2 separate regions of the Mus musculus genome follow, and region 1 is linked to region 2. A link is a contact called in ENCODE Hi-C or POLR2A ChIA-PET data. All regions are on one chromosome and are shown on one strand. Each heading gives the region's core, a stretch centred on a gene start or an enhancer-like site at or near the end of the contact. The rest is flanking DNA. Distances are from core to core; before and after follow the strand shown.

Evidence for each region. A loop is a pair of places that touch in the nucleus more often than their neighbours do. ChIA-PET counts read pairs that join two places held with the same protein, here RNA polymerase II (POLR2A).
Region 1: a map of heart shows a loop between it and region 2 (2.1-fold over the local background). The contact joins the promoter of Hnrnpk here to the promoter of Kif27 in region 2. A Hi-C loop is called at or near these places in 2 of 37 maps with a recorded cell type or tissue (both heart). POLR2A ChIA-PET finds 5 or more read pairs at or near these places in 2 of 5 experiments (Patski and embryonic stem cell).

The regions. Positions count from the first base shown.
Region 1 is chr13:58,397,633-58,404,488 of GRCm38, reverse strand. It overlaps Hnrnpk (heterogeneous nuclear ribonucleoprotein K), which reads left to right and starts at 1,977. Exons shown (of 16, transcript NM_025279.3): 1 at 1,977-2,096; 2 at 4,072-4,156; 3 at 4,499-4,596; 4 at 5,277-5,333; 5 at 6,693-6,736. The coding sequence starts at 4,099. Rmi1 (RecQ mediated genome instability 1) reads right to left here and starts at 1,892. Exons shown (of 3, transcript NM_028904.3): 1 at 1,700-1,892.
Region 2 is chr13:58,352,318-58,359,124 of GRCm38, reverse strand. It overlaps Kif27 (kinesin family member 27), which reads left to right and starts at 4,178. Exons shown (of 17, transcript NM_175214.4): 1 at 4,178-4,560. The coding sequence starts at 4,263.

The DNA.
Region 1 (6,856 bases), core at 728-3,227, 48 kb before region 2:
GTATTCAAAGTACTGTAATAAGCATTGAATTGTCAGCACAAAGTGGCAAACAGGACAGAACTCGGGGTATGGTGCCTACAGTATTTCAAATATTTTCTCAGCCAGCTACTGAACTGTTGAAATTATATTAAATCTCACAGCTAAGTCATACTGAATCCAAATTGATACTAAAGCATTAGGTTAATGGTTACCCAGGAGCCACTAAAGGAAACAAAGTGGCATGGGCTTTGTTGTGACACCCAAATCCAGGGCCTCCGCACTCAGTGTGCTACACCACTGAGCTACAGTCTGAGGTTTTAATAAGGAATTGAAAACCTCCAACTCTAAATAGAAAATGAAGGACGGACAAAAGACACTTTGATTACTCAAAGAGAAAACCTAAAAAAGTGAGAGAAGAAAACAAACAGGTATAACTGGGGGGTGGGGGTGGGCGCAAGAACAATCCTGCCATGAAATCTTGAGGAAGCAACTTCTCACTAGAGACTAGTCAAGACAATTTCTGTAGTTTCCTTTAGATTCCCACTTCTCATTTACAAAAAAAGTTGTTAGCGGGGTGGTGGAGGCGGCTATGCAGGCAATAATCTCAGCACTCGGGAGGCAGAGACAGGGGGATCTCTGAGTTCCAGACCAGCCAGGGTTACACGGAGAAACCTTGCCTCGGAAAAAAAAAATGTTGTACTAGAAATACTAACTTGCCGGGCAGTGGTGGCACACGCTTTTACTCCCAGCACTTGGGAGGCAGAGGCATTGGATTTCTGAGTTCGAGGCCAGCCTGGTCTACAGAGTTCCAGGACAGCCAAGACTACACAGAGAAACCCTGTCTCGGAAAAAAAAAAAAAAAAAAGAAAAAGAAAAAAAGAAATACTAACTTTAGCTGGCCATGGTTACGCTTGCCTTTAATCCCTGCTTTGGGAGGACGAGGCAGGTGGATCTCTTGAGAGACCCTCCGGGTCAAAAACCACCATATGAAAAATCTTGAGCCAGGAGTGGGGGCACACGCTTTTAATGCCAGCGTTTGAGAGGCAGCGGCAGGAGATCTACAGGATCCCACGACAGCCAGGGCTACACTAGGCTGTCTCAGAACGAGAGCCCCCTCACCAGATCCTCAAGCCCCAGTCTCTTCTGTCAGTTAGGTAAAGGATGGCTCGACCGCTCTGTAACGGAGCGATTTACAGGGTGCTGGCCGGTGTGCACATTTTGGGATTATTCGAGGGAAAGGTAGGACAGGGTGCGCTCGCACACACGCCTCGCTAACTGGAGGTCACCCCTACAGGCTGACATCCGGACATCAGCCAGAGTCTGGGGACCGTGGAGCTCTGCTGTGAGGATGAGGAGCGAGGCGAGCACCCGCAGTGACCCTCCCTTCCCCTGGTGGGGCAGCCATGGCGGGGCAGTGTGCCTGCGAGCTTTCTCAGGGAGGGTCCCAGGGAGCGCTGCAGCACGGACGCGCGGGCATTCCCTACGCGGCGTTCCCGGGGGGTCTGCATCGCACCGGCCCAACACGGAAGTAAGCCCCGGGCTCCCTGGGAGCGGGCGCCGCTTCCAGCCCTCCCCCGCCCTCCCCGCCGGGGGAGCCGTTAGCACAGCGGGTTTCCCGGGCGCCGCGGAGGGGGCGCAGAGCCCGCAGCGCCGGGGAGGGAGGGGGCGAGCGAGACGCGACAACGGGTAGCTGCGGAACCCGGGCGGAGCACCGACCGACCTGGCCTTCCCGCCTCGCCTCGCCTCGCCTCGCACCGCAGCGTGATCCCAGGGCCGCGCGCCGCTCTCCCTCTCCCGTTCCCAGCTGGGTTCTCTTTTCCCTCTTTCACTTCTTCCCGCCCAATCGGGCGCTCACGGGGCGACCGTCCCTCCTCCAATCGCGCCAAACTCCCTCGGGGCTCGAAAATCCCCCCGCAGTCGCCCCTCCCGGCACACGTGAGCAGCGCCGCTGAAGTCTCGCGAGAGGTCTGTCACTACTCCCCTCCCCCTCACCACAGAGTGCGCGAACGAGAAAGGAGGAGGGCGCTACAGGCGACAGCGCTGCAGACGCCATTATCCTCTGCTTCTCCGCTGCACGGACGTCGCCGTCGTGCTCGTCTCCCACTCGATTGCGGCCTGTAGGTATCTGGGTGGGCTAGGGCTTCGGGGTAGCGAGTCCCCGGAGCGGGTTGGCGCCCCGGGATGGCGGCTTGGGCTATCCCCATGCCCGAGTTTTCTCAGGCCCGCGGCCTTCCAGCCCAAAGGGAGTCGCCGGCGGAAGGCGGGGTTCTCGGCGCCGTAATTGACGCGGCCACGGGCCAATCGCTTCGCGCTCGCACCACCGCCGAAGCCTGGGCAGCCAATGGGGCGCGACGCTGAAGTGGGAGGGGGTTTGTCCTCGTTCTCTGTCTAGCAGTGACCGACCGTCGGAGGCGGCGCGGCCGGGAGGCAACGGCGGACTCGCGCGGTGAGCGGGACGGGCGGGTCGCGCTGGCTGGAGCGGGGTCGGACGCCGTAGTCGGCTGTCCGGGGTGGCGTTCGGGGCGGCCGTGGCCCGCCGGGGAACGTTGCCCGGGTTCCCCTCCCCCCACCGCCGCCATTTCCCCGAGCGTGCCCCTGCGGTTGGCGTGCCGGCGCTAGGTGGCTTGAGGGACCCGGGAAGGAGAGGCCTGTGGGTTTGCGACGCGGGCGCCCCGTGTGGAGGGAGCGCCGGGCCGTCCGGTGGACTCGCGGGTGTGGTGTGTGTGTGTGCGCCCCGGCCGCCCTTTGTCCCTCCACGGCGTGGGCCTCCCTCCTCACCCCACCTCCGGGGTGGGGGGTGCTGCGCGGCGGGGCCGATGGGGCGGCCGCGGCGGCTTTGTCTCGGGTGGTGGGGGAGGTGCGGGGGACGGGCGCTCGCGAGCCCGCGTGCTGGGTGGGGGAGGGGGGTCTCGCGCGACTCCGCCTAGTCGCACGTAGTCGCCATTACGCGGGCCGCCATTTCCTGTCGGATCCGGGTGAGGAGAGGCTCGCCGCTCGGCGACGGTCGCTGGCCGCTGCTTCCAGGCCCGGCCCGTGGGCGGGAGGCGAGCGCGCGCGGTCGGTCTCGCTCGGCGGACCTGTTAACACCAGCGCGCTGTGGGAACAGCGGCCGCGGGACGAGAGGGCTGGCTGGGCCTGTTTGTGTGCGTAGACCCGGCTGATTTGCCTGAATCCATTTACCCCCGCGGCCGGGGGTTTAGCGGAGTGGCCGGCCGATCTCTGCATTTAAAGTGGTCCCCAGAGGGATCGTCATTTGCTGCCGGCGTTTTGGAATAGGAGAAGGCATGAGGGTGATGCCTCGACTTTAAGATCCTGTGTTGGTCCTTGGCTTTGGTAGGACTACGAGTTAACTGGACCAGTTGTGATGGTTTGGTTGCAGTCTTGGAGAGTTGGGTTAGAGGTAAAATTGTTGGGAAATAGCCTTTTTTACGTTGCCTAAAATAATGGTGTTGGTGATTAAAGATTCCGTGGCTTTGCTGAATAATGGTGGTCGTTTCCATCTGGTTCTTTAGATTTCTGTGTCTGAAAGTTCAATGTACCTTGTATTTGCCGCTAAGTTTTTTAAAGTTGGCAGATTTCATTGATTAGTGTTGTCAGTCACGACCAAAGGCGGGGAAAAAATTACTACTAGCCCTACTATAACACTAGTTTTGTGATAAGACGTGGTCTTTTCAAGAATTAGTCTCGTGAACAAAATTATATGTCGACTAGTTTTTCCGTTGTAATGAAATGAAGCAAGTTGCTGAGGACGGAATTACTGGTCCCCCACACCCCTTGCGGGGGGGGGGGGCGCAAGGCTCTGGTGGTGGAGGTGGTTAGGGTGTGCTTCATTGAGACAATCTAGTCTAAAAGAAGTCCATTATGCCTGTCTCTCCTCAATTATAGTTTTTAAAAACAGTTCACTTTTAGGAATATTTTAGTTTCCTCGAATCAGACCTTGTTTTTATATACTACTGTAGCACTAGGATGTCACTTGTGTGTGCTGGAAGCAGAATCCTTTTTTTTTTTTTTTTTTTTTGGAAGATTTTAAGCAAAAGAGTGTTTGCTTTCTGATAAGCCAATGTACTAGCTAGCTTCTTTATTTTTCAACAGATTGGTGGATCCATTTAATTCAAGAAAATGGAGACCGAACAGCCAGAAGAAACCTTCCCCAACACCGAAACCAATGGTGAATTTGGTGAGAAGATACTTTAATTATAACCAATTAGTATTTTCTGTTCTGTTACTTTAATTACCATAAATGTTTTTGATATGTTCTGTTTACCTCTTATATAGTTTCATTTTTTTGTAGTCTTGAGTTTGTCTGTTGGTTTTTATGAAAAGAAGTAACCTTTTCTTGCACAGGTTAAAAAGCAGTACAGTTTTTCCAACCAACATTTTAATCCTTTGAAATACTTATTAAAATAAGGCCTTTGATATTAGGGATATTAGGGAGACAAAGGCAGGGACTTAAAAAGTGGCTTCAATTACCCTTTCTTGGGGGATGTTTCTAATTGAAAATTTAAACTTTAATTTCTAGGTAAACGCCCTGCAGAAGATATGGAAGAGGAGCAAGCCTTTAAAAGATCTAGAAATACTGATGAGATGGTTGAATTGCGCATTTTGCTTCAGAGCAAGGTATAAGCTCTTTAAAATTTGGAGGTTGGTTAGTAGTTAAATATAAATGGATGCTTTTTCACTTTGAACTCTGCTTTGGCTCTGGAAACCTTTCAGAATTTTATAACACGTTGAATAAAAGGTTTTTAAAGGGTTCATTTGTTTTGAGACCCCTCACAGGTGAGGCGGGCCTTGAGCTCTTGATCCTCTGTCTTTGATTACTGGGATTCCGAGTGTGCGCTATCACATTTAGTTGTGGTTCTTAATGATAAGCAGATTTCAGAACTGCCGGTAGTGCTGAAATTTTAATGGTGAAAGCCCTATTACCAGGGTCCACCACAGATCAGCTAGAGAGATGAGTGGAGTAACTGTAGACACAGGTTTTAAGTGTTGGTTGCATCTTATTTCCCCAGGAAACTAGTTTACTTAAGTCTACCCCATCACTTATTTCAAGTCACAATATAAAAGTAGGTACTGTTTAGATTCTGTTTGTTTTTTTACAAGAGGGCACTTGTAATCTGTGCTTTCTAGGAATTTTATATTCATGCCTGGTGTTCTGAATACTCCAAAGACCATAAAACTATTCATCTTGATTTTTTTCTTTCTCAAGATTTTCAGTGCTGTGCAAACATTAGAAGTTAAAAATATAGCTTAAAAATACTAATTTTCTAAATGCAAAATTTTTTTTTTGTCTATTCCAGAATGCTGGAGCAGTGATTGGAAAAGGAGGCAAGAATATTAAGGCTCTCCGTACAGACGTAAGTATTAAACTACTGAACAAGCAAGCACATTCATTGTATGTTTCTAGAATTTTAAAGGTTCACATCTTAGAAATCACTGACTAGCTACAAACCATTTGTAATAATTAATGGTTATGTAAATGACTTCTTTTTTTTTAAAACCCTGATTAAGGTGGAACATAATTAAATCTTTTCATATTTTAATAAAACCCTTCAAATTAATTCATTTCAAATAAGATTAAAACATCTTAATTAGGAATGGAGACAAAGTGTAAAAACCCTTAATTGTATAATTCCTCTTGTATGTGTAAGAGGGATTTAGTCATTTCTGAAAGCCATTGAATATGGCTGATAAAAACTTTATTTCCTTTTTTTTTCTTTTAAATCATCTGTTCCACAGTTTGCAACATGGAGCTCATGCTGACTGATTTCTAAATATGGGTAATGAATAGATTAATCTTGGCAATCAGAACTGTTTGCCTAGGATTTGAGTCTTCATAATTTATAGTGGGTTGACTCTTGTGATTAGACACATTAAATGTTGGCAGCACCAGAAGTGTGTGTGTATTTCTAGAACTGATTACACCAAAATTTATTTTTTTCCCTCATACTATCTACATTTCTTAATGTTTATCTTGGTAAAATTGAGGCAAATAACTTTGAGTACCTAACAGTATTTCATTTCTCTTGGTAACAGATCTTTGTGTTTCTCTTAATAAACTTTAGATTTCGTTGTAATTTTTATAAATCTGCTTATAAGATGTGTTTTATACCTTATGAAACCAAATCAGTCTTAATATTTGGGGGTTTGGTGTGGGAATTTTTGTTTTGTCTTTGAACCTCTTTCCTCTTAATCCAGATGTTCTGTATAATTATCTGGGTTATTTCCCCATTTTCCTCAATTTCAGTAAACTTTTGAGTCATGACAGGTTTTGTGTCTACCCTCACGAGCCAGCCTGCTACTGAAACATTAAAAAACAAAACAAAACCTAGAACCATCATTTAAGGTCCTTAAATGTTAAGAAGCCACGGTCAGGTATAGAGAAGTCCATTATTGTGTTAGTCTTCAGAACAACTTAAGCTTGTTTCATTGAGAGTATGAGTATAGTTTGTATTAAATTAAAATTTATTGCTTTTCCCCCTTTTCCCTCTCCTTGTTTTTTTGGCCATATATCTCCGTTGCCCATGTACTGGATCGACTTACCCCTGCGTTGCCCACCATGACGTTGGCCCATCCGCCCCTGAACGCCCATGTGAAAACCCTGGTTGGCTATGCCCAAAAATGTGCTCGTTGCCAAACGGGTACAATACTTGACAACTTCTGATTGAATGCCCATGCCCAATGCCAACATCCACGAACGCCAATGACCAATGCAGTACAATGCCAGTGTTTCAGTCCCAGACAGCAGTGGCCCCGAGCGGTATGTCCCAACAGTTTATGCCTCACTGCCTGATTAGAAAGAGAGAAATGTATTTTATTACCTGCCTTTTATATAATTAAATAGTATCCCCTTAGACGGTGTATTGTTTTTCAAGTTTCT
Region 2 (6,807 bases), core at 2,929-5,428:
GCGGGAGGCGTGCTGCGCCGTTGCCTTGAGAACAGGTGACAACAAAAGGCGTGGGTGCGGAGGGCGGAGGAAGGCCGCGGCGTGGGGCGCTCGCCTGCGAAGACCTGGGCTGTCCGGAGCCGGTCGGTGCGCCGCGGGCTCGACGGGCGCGAAGCCGGCGGCACCCGGCCTGCGGCCCCGTTAAAGGTCGCGGACGCGGCGGACGGAGCGGGGCGTCCTGAGGTAGCAGCGGGGGCCTGGGCGCGGGCCGGAGGGCGGCGGGGCGCGCGGCTGCGGCGTGAGGATGGCGCCGCCGTGAGCCTGCCCTCGCGAGGGAAGCCTCGGGGCGGCGAGGCGCTGAGGGACGGTGCCTGCCGCCCGCCCGGGTCTGTTTCCCGGTTTCCCGGCTCACACTCAGACTCCGTTATGCAGTCGTGAGTTGTTGCGAGCATCATTCTCTGCTGGGACTCTTCTCAGGAAAGAAGTGACAACCCGTGGACCACAACTTCTAACTCCCGCCACTACGTCCGTGGAAGCCGGTAGTTGAAGACCTCATTACCTAGCAAATGACATTTACCAAATGGTAAATGCTTATCTTGCATTTGGTCACATTTTAAAAAAGTGTCCTCAAATATTACCAGCCAATCAGATTTCCCTGCTGATTTTTAATTTTTTTTTTTATATCTGACAGTATACAGGACTACATTGAATCTGAAAAGAAACTGTCACAGGCTTTAAAAAATGGACTGCATGTTGTTTATGAGCCATATATGTATGCACCATATTACTTTTTATGATTATGGTAGGCAAATTCTAACCGCTTATATGGCCACACTGTTTATGTCAACATTACCTTCACAAAACCCAACGAAGTGGAAATACTCCAATTAGAACTCAGATCCTCCTGCCTCTGCCGCCTGAGTTCTGGGATTAAAGGCGCGCATCACCAACCCTGGGCCTAGTTGGTATTTTTAAATAAGCAATTTATCCAAAGAAGTTGGGATCAGCTTAGCATAACCTTTTTAATAAGAATTTTTATGTGTGTGTGAGTGTGAATATGTGCAGGTCAGACGACAGTTTACAACTATCAGTTCTTTTCCGTACTATGTGGGGTCCAGAGATTGAGTTCAGATTACCAGGTAGGTGGCCACACGTGCTGTGGTGCTGAGCCCTCTCATTGGCCCAGACAGCGACTTTTGCCTTACTTAGATGACATTAAAAAAAAAAAAAGTGATCTAATCTGTATGACTGTTGTGCAGACTGCATCCCAGAGGGGTTTTGTTTCTTTTAAGAGTGCTTTAGGACGTAAGGGTTTATGATACATACCAGTATTTTGTTGCTGTTACTGAAGATTTGTTAAGAATTATTGAAACTGCCAAGCTGTGCGTGTCTGTCACCTCCCCAACCTCCATTAAAGATAGTTTGTTGACTCTGGGCTATTGAATCCCAAGGGACCTGAGATTTTAGTGACATACAAGATTTTTGTTGTGAGCCTCTTCTGGCTGTTCATTTTTAGTGTAGCTGAGTTTTGTTTTGTTTTTTAAGGTTAGTGGATATTAATTTATCATGGTTACATTTCCAGAGCTGTTATGTGTGGAAGCTCACACCTGTAGTGGCAATGCTGGAGATGTGGAGGCAGCAGGACTGCTCTGAGATCCAAACTAGAGTGAGAAACTGTATAAAACCAAAGTGAATATTTCCATACCAAGTAGTTCAGGAAGTGTTATTTGCTGTCCAACAGCCTTCTAGATTGGTGATAATCTTAAAACCCACTTTTCCAAAGAATCTTTCCCCATCAGACTGGTTGTTTTCACCATGGTCAAGAAACAAGTCCTCTGGAAACCAGAAGAGAAGCCTTAACAGCCAGCCGGATAAACCAGCGCACCACTGACCAAACCAAGGGAGGCCCGAGCCTCACAAAGTCCTCGCTGCTACTCGCTTGAGTTACTGTGAGAACACTGGGCACAAACTGGGTGAAAGGGGGTCATCCCTGGGGACCCATAGAAAGAAAGTTACCAGAAACAGTTGGTACAAAACACTTGTCACCTTGAGAAGGAATAAGAAATAGTTGTAGCCAAATATATGTGACCATGGCACAATGCCAGAATCTAGACCTCTGGGGCGCCTGTAGACAATTATCTTATGGTAGCTGATGTAAGGAATACTCATTCTGTTTTTACCTATTTTTTACACATTGTGTGTGTGTGTGCACATTTATGGAGGTCAGAGGACATCTGTGGATGTCTGTTTTTCCACCATGTGGATTCAGAGATCATACTCAGGTCGTCAGGCTTGGTAGCAAGCGCCTTTATAAACTGAGCCATTTGCTGTCCTGAGAGCCCCACCTTAGTTTTGGGAAGGATGGTTTCCTGCGGAGGGGATCCTGGCCTATCTAAAATGTGGGTGTCAGGCTGAGCAGAGGCAACTTGCATCAATTGCTCTCTTCTGGCTGCGGATAGAACATGGTCAGTGGCTGCAAGCTGCTGCCTAAACTTCCTTCCACGATAGACTGCATTTGTTTGGGCTGTTTTAATCACAGTGCAGGAAAAAATGCTAAGGCATTGTTTAGGAGTAGAAGACACCATTTGCCTGTTGATTTTTCAAAAGTTAGGTTCCCTGCATGCACCGGGCTTGGGAGTGAGTGATGGAGCATGTGTGGAGGTCAGGACAACTTTGTGCAGGCGTTTTTCTCTTTCCACCTTCCCATGCTTCCCAGAGCTTATGTGGGGGAACCCTCTACCTGATGAGCCATTTCTGTAGCCTGTAGTTTTGATTGCTTTTGAACTAATTATTTTAAATTATACTGACACAAATTTCATCATTTAATTCTGATGTTTGTGAGATGAAATGCTATTTTTCAATACCTTCAAGTATAATACAAATAATTTACTTTAAATTTTATGTATTTATAAATTTTCTTTCCCTCCCTCCCTCTTCTCTCTTTCTTTCTTTCTTTCTTTCTTTCTTTCTTTCTTTCTTTCTTTCTTTCTCTCCCTCCCTTTCTTTCCTTCTTTCTTTCTTTCCTTCTTTCTTTCTGTTTTTCAAGACAGCTCTTGCTATCCTGGAACTCACTGTGTAGACCAGGTTGGCCTTAAACTTAGAGATCCACCTGTCTCTGCCTTCCAAGTGCTGGGATTAAAGGTGTGTGCCCCTGCTACCTGGCTAAAATGTATTTATGTATTATGCATATATATTATGTATAGATGTGTGCCTATATACATTTATGTGTACCATGTGTGTGCAGGAACTGGAGTTGCAGGTGGTTGTGAGTTGCCTGATGTGGGTTCAGGGAATTGAACCAGGTCCTCTAGAAGAACAGCCAGTATTCTTAATCTCTGAGCCATCTCAACGCCTTCCCAAGTATTTACTTTTTTTTTTTTCCATTTTTTATTAGGTATTTAACTCATTTACATTTCCAATGCTATACCAAAAGTCCCCCATATCCACCCACCCCCACTCCCCTGCCCACCCACTCCCCCTTTTTGGCCCTGGTGTTCCCCTGTACTGGGGCATATAGAGTTTGCAAGTCCAATGGGCCTCTCTTCCCAGTGATGGCCGACTAGGCCATCTTTTGATATATATGCAGCTAGAGTCAAGAGCTCCGGGGTACTGGTTAGTTCATAATGTTGTTCCACCTATAGGGTTGCAGATCCCTTTAGCTCCTTGGCTACTTTCTCTAGCTCCTCCATTGGGAGCCCTATGATCCATCCATTAGCTGACTGTGAGCATCCACTACTGTGTTTGCTAGGCCCCGGCATAGTCTCACAAGAGACAGCTACATCTGGGTCCTTTCAATACCAAGTATTTACTTTTAACATGTTTATAACTCCTGAGTTATCCCCTCAGCTGGATTTCCTAACTAATTAATTATTTCTAACTGTAATTGTTCATTATTTAGATTAATGAACTAGGAAGCATCACACTCTGGACATAAACAGAGGAATTCTGTGTTTTTATTCTTTAACTTTATAATTAACCAATTCATGGTCCCCAGTCCCCGCAACTATTTTGAAGCAAACCTAAATGCTGAATCTTTTCCTCATTAAATCCCTTAAGCATTTTACTGTCAGGTCAACTTTGTCATACAATTTGTACTGGTAAAGAATCTGTTCAAAATGGCTCTGCTTTGAAACATGAAAGGTTTTTATTGCGTTACTGCAGCTAGTAATTAAACTGTATCTTTTATTTTGATATGCAGGAGTCCAGAGCTTACATAAAATGGATGTTTCTCACATGTTATTGAACACTAAGTGCATAATCTATTAAGTAAAACCCAAGCTGCCATGGAAGAAATACCAATAAAAGTGGCTGTCCGAATCAGACCTCTGCTCTGCAAAGAAGTTCTACATAATCATCAAGTCTGTGTGAGGGATATCCCGAATACCCAGCAGATTATCATTGGGAGAGATAGAGTTTTCACTTTTGATTTTGTTTTTGGCAAAAACTCCACTCAGGATGAAGTTTATAACACATGCATAAAGCCCCTAGTGCTGTCGCTCATCGAGGGCTATAATGCAACTGTTTTTGCATATGGACAAACTGGATCTGGGAAAACATACACCATCGGAGGAGGCCATGTTGGTAAGACTTTCAAACTCTCAGTGTTTTATAGCATGAATCAAGACTTCATTTCTTTTATGACTGAGCACTGGGCTGTTGGTCTGTTTTACTTGGCTTTGCCTTGCCTCCCGACTTAGCTGAGACAAACACTGGTGTACAGCCATCTGTTTGAGTCCATCATAGACCTTAACATTTTAAATCTTGTTTTTTTTTTTATGGTACTGGAAATAGAACTAAGTTGCTGACTAAGCACCACAATACTGAGATACATCACTAGCCTTCTTTTTGCTTTTTTTGTTTGTTTGTTTCAAGGGTAAGAATCCCTCAGCTGCCTACGCTGGGCTTAAACTTACTCTGTAGCCCAGGTTGTCCTTGAAATTAGGATTCCTCCACCTCAGCCCTCATAGAGTTGGGTTTGCACTAGGCCCTCCCCTGTCATTGCCTTTTAAAGTTAATTTTTGAAGGTAACATAAAAGTAATAGGCTTGTTTCCTCATGGCCTCTTCATATAAATATGTCATTATGTTTTCCTCAGTCAAGAGCCTTCCTCACTACCCTCTCTCATGCCGCCATTGTCTTTAGTCAGTTCCACGTCTGCTTCTTACCACATGTTCCGTTGCATTAGTTCCAAACTCCAGAAACTGGAGTTCGAGATAGTTGCCAGTGGATGCTACAGTCAAACTCAGGTCCTCTGGAAAGCAGCAGTGCTCCTAACCACTGAGCCAACTCTCTATCTACCCTGTCGTTTGTTTCTTGATGGTGACCACTCTGACTGGGATGAAATGCAATCTCAATTTTAAAAAGAAATTTATAATTAATTTTATTTCTGTGTGTGTGTGTGTGTGTGTGTGTGCGCGCGCGCGCGCGCATACTTACTTGCATGCACCCACATGTGTGTAGGAGCCCATGCAGTCCAAAAAGAGGGCATTGATCCTCTGAAACTGGAGTTCTAGGTGGTTGTGAGCTGCCATGTAGGTTCTGTGAATCAGACCTGAATCTTTGCAATACCATTAAGTACCCTTAACTGCTGAGCCATCTCCAACGCCCACGCTTTTAAAGGTAGAGTCTCACTGTGCAACCTTAGGTGGCTTCTAACTCACAGAGATTCTCCTGCTTCTGCCTCCAGAGTGCTGGGACTACAGATATGCAACAGCACACTCAGCTCAAGAAATTGTTATTTGTATTTCACTATTGGCTAGAGATGTATACTTTTTCAAATATTTATTGGCTATTTCAAATATCTTTTTAATATTAATTTTATTTTATTGTGATGGGATGTAGAAGACTATTTTCTTACAAGAATATAATGTAATTTGAGTGTATTCTCCCAACATCCTGCTATCCACCACTCTTGTTCTTCTCCCTTCTCATCAATCCTCTTTATCCCCAGACAGTTTCACTTCTCCTTTCATGTCTTCTCTCTATATATGACACTGTGTATCTACATACATATATGACACTGTATGTATAAACCATGTTTGTTATCCATTCCTCTACTGATGGATACCTGGATTGATTCCATAACTTAGCTATTGTAAATAATGCTGCAGTGATCCATGTGCAAGTGTCTCTGGAATCTGTTAACTTGGACTCTGTGGGTTAAACACTCAGAAGTGGTGTGGCTGGGTCACATGGCAGATCTGATTTGCTTCTCAAGGGCCTTGCATTTTTCTGCTCTCCATGATGTTCAGACTAGTTTCATCCCACCAGCAGTTACAGGTCTGTGCTGTTTGCATCCTCGCCAGCATTTGTTGTTGTCTTGATTACTGCTGTTCCAGCAGGGACTTCTTTTGAGAGTGGTCTATTCTGTTCATTAGTCCATTCATTGATGGGATAATTTTTGAGGCTTTTTGTGTATTTTAGATATTAGTACCTATGTGCTGTATAGTTGAGGAAGATACTTTTTAATCCTGTACTCTATAAACTCAAGAAATTGTTTACTTAGCTGTATGATACAAATGTTAATTTTATGTAATCTGTCACTTTGGGGAATAATTTCTATGTCTTAGTTCTTTCTAGAAAAACTATGCCTATGTATATCCTTAAACTTTATTTATTATTGAGGGCGCATGCCATGGCATATGAATGGGGTCAGAGGACAACGTTCAGTGTGGTGTAGGATGACTGAACTTTTGACCCTCTTATTCCACCTCCTGGTGCCCAAGTGCAGATGTGCACCCCGTGTCCAATCCGTGTAGTGTTGGGGCTCGGATCCAGAGCTCCATGCACATCAGCAAACACTCTCCAGTGAACTGCATCCCCAGCCCAT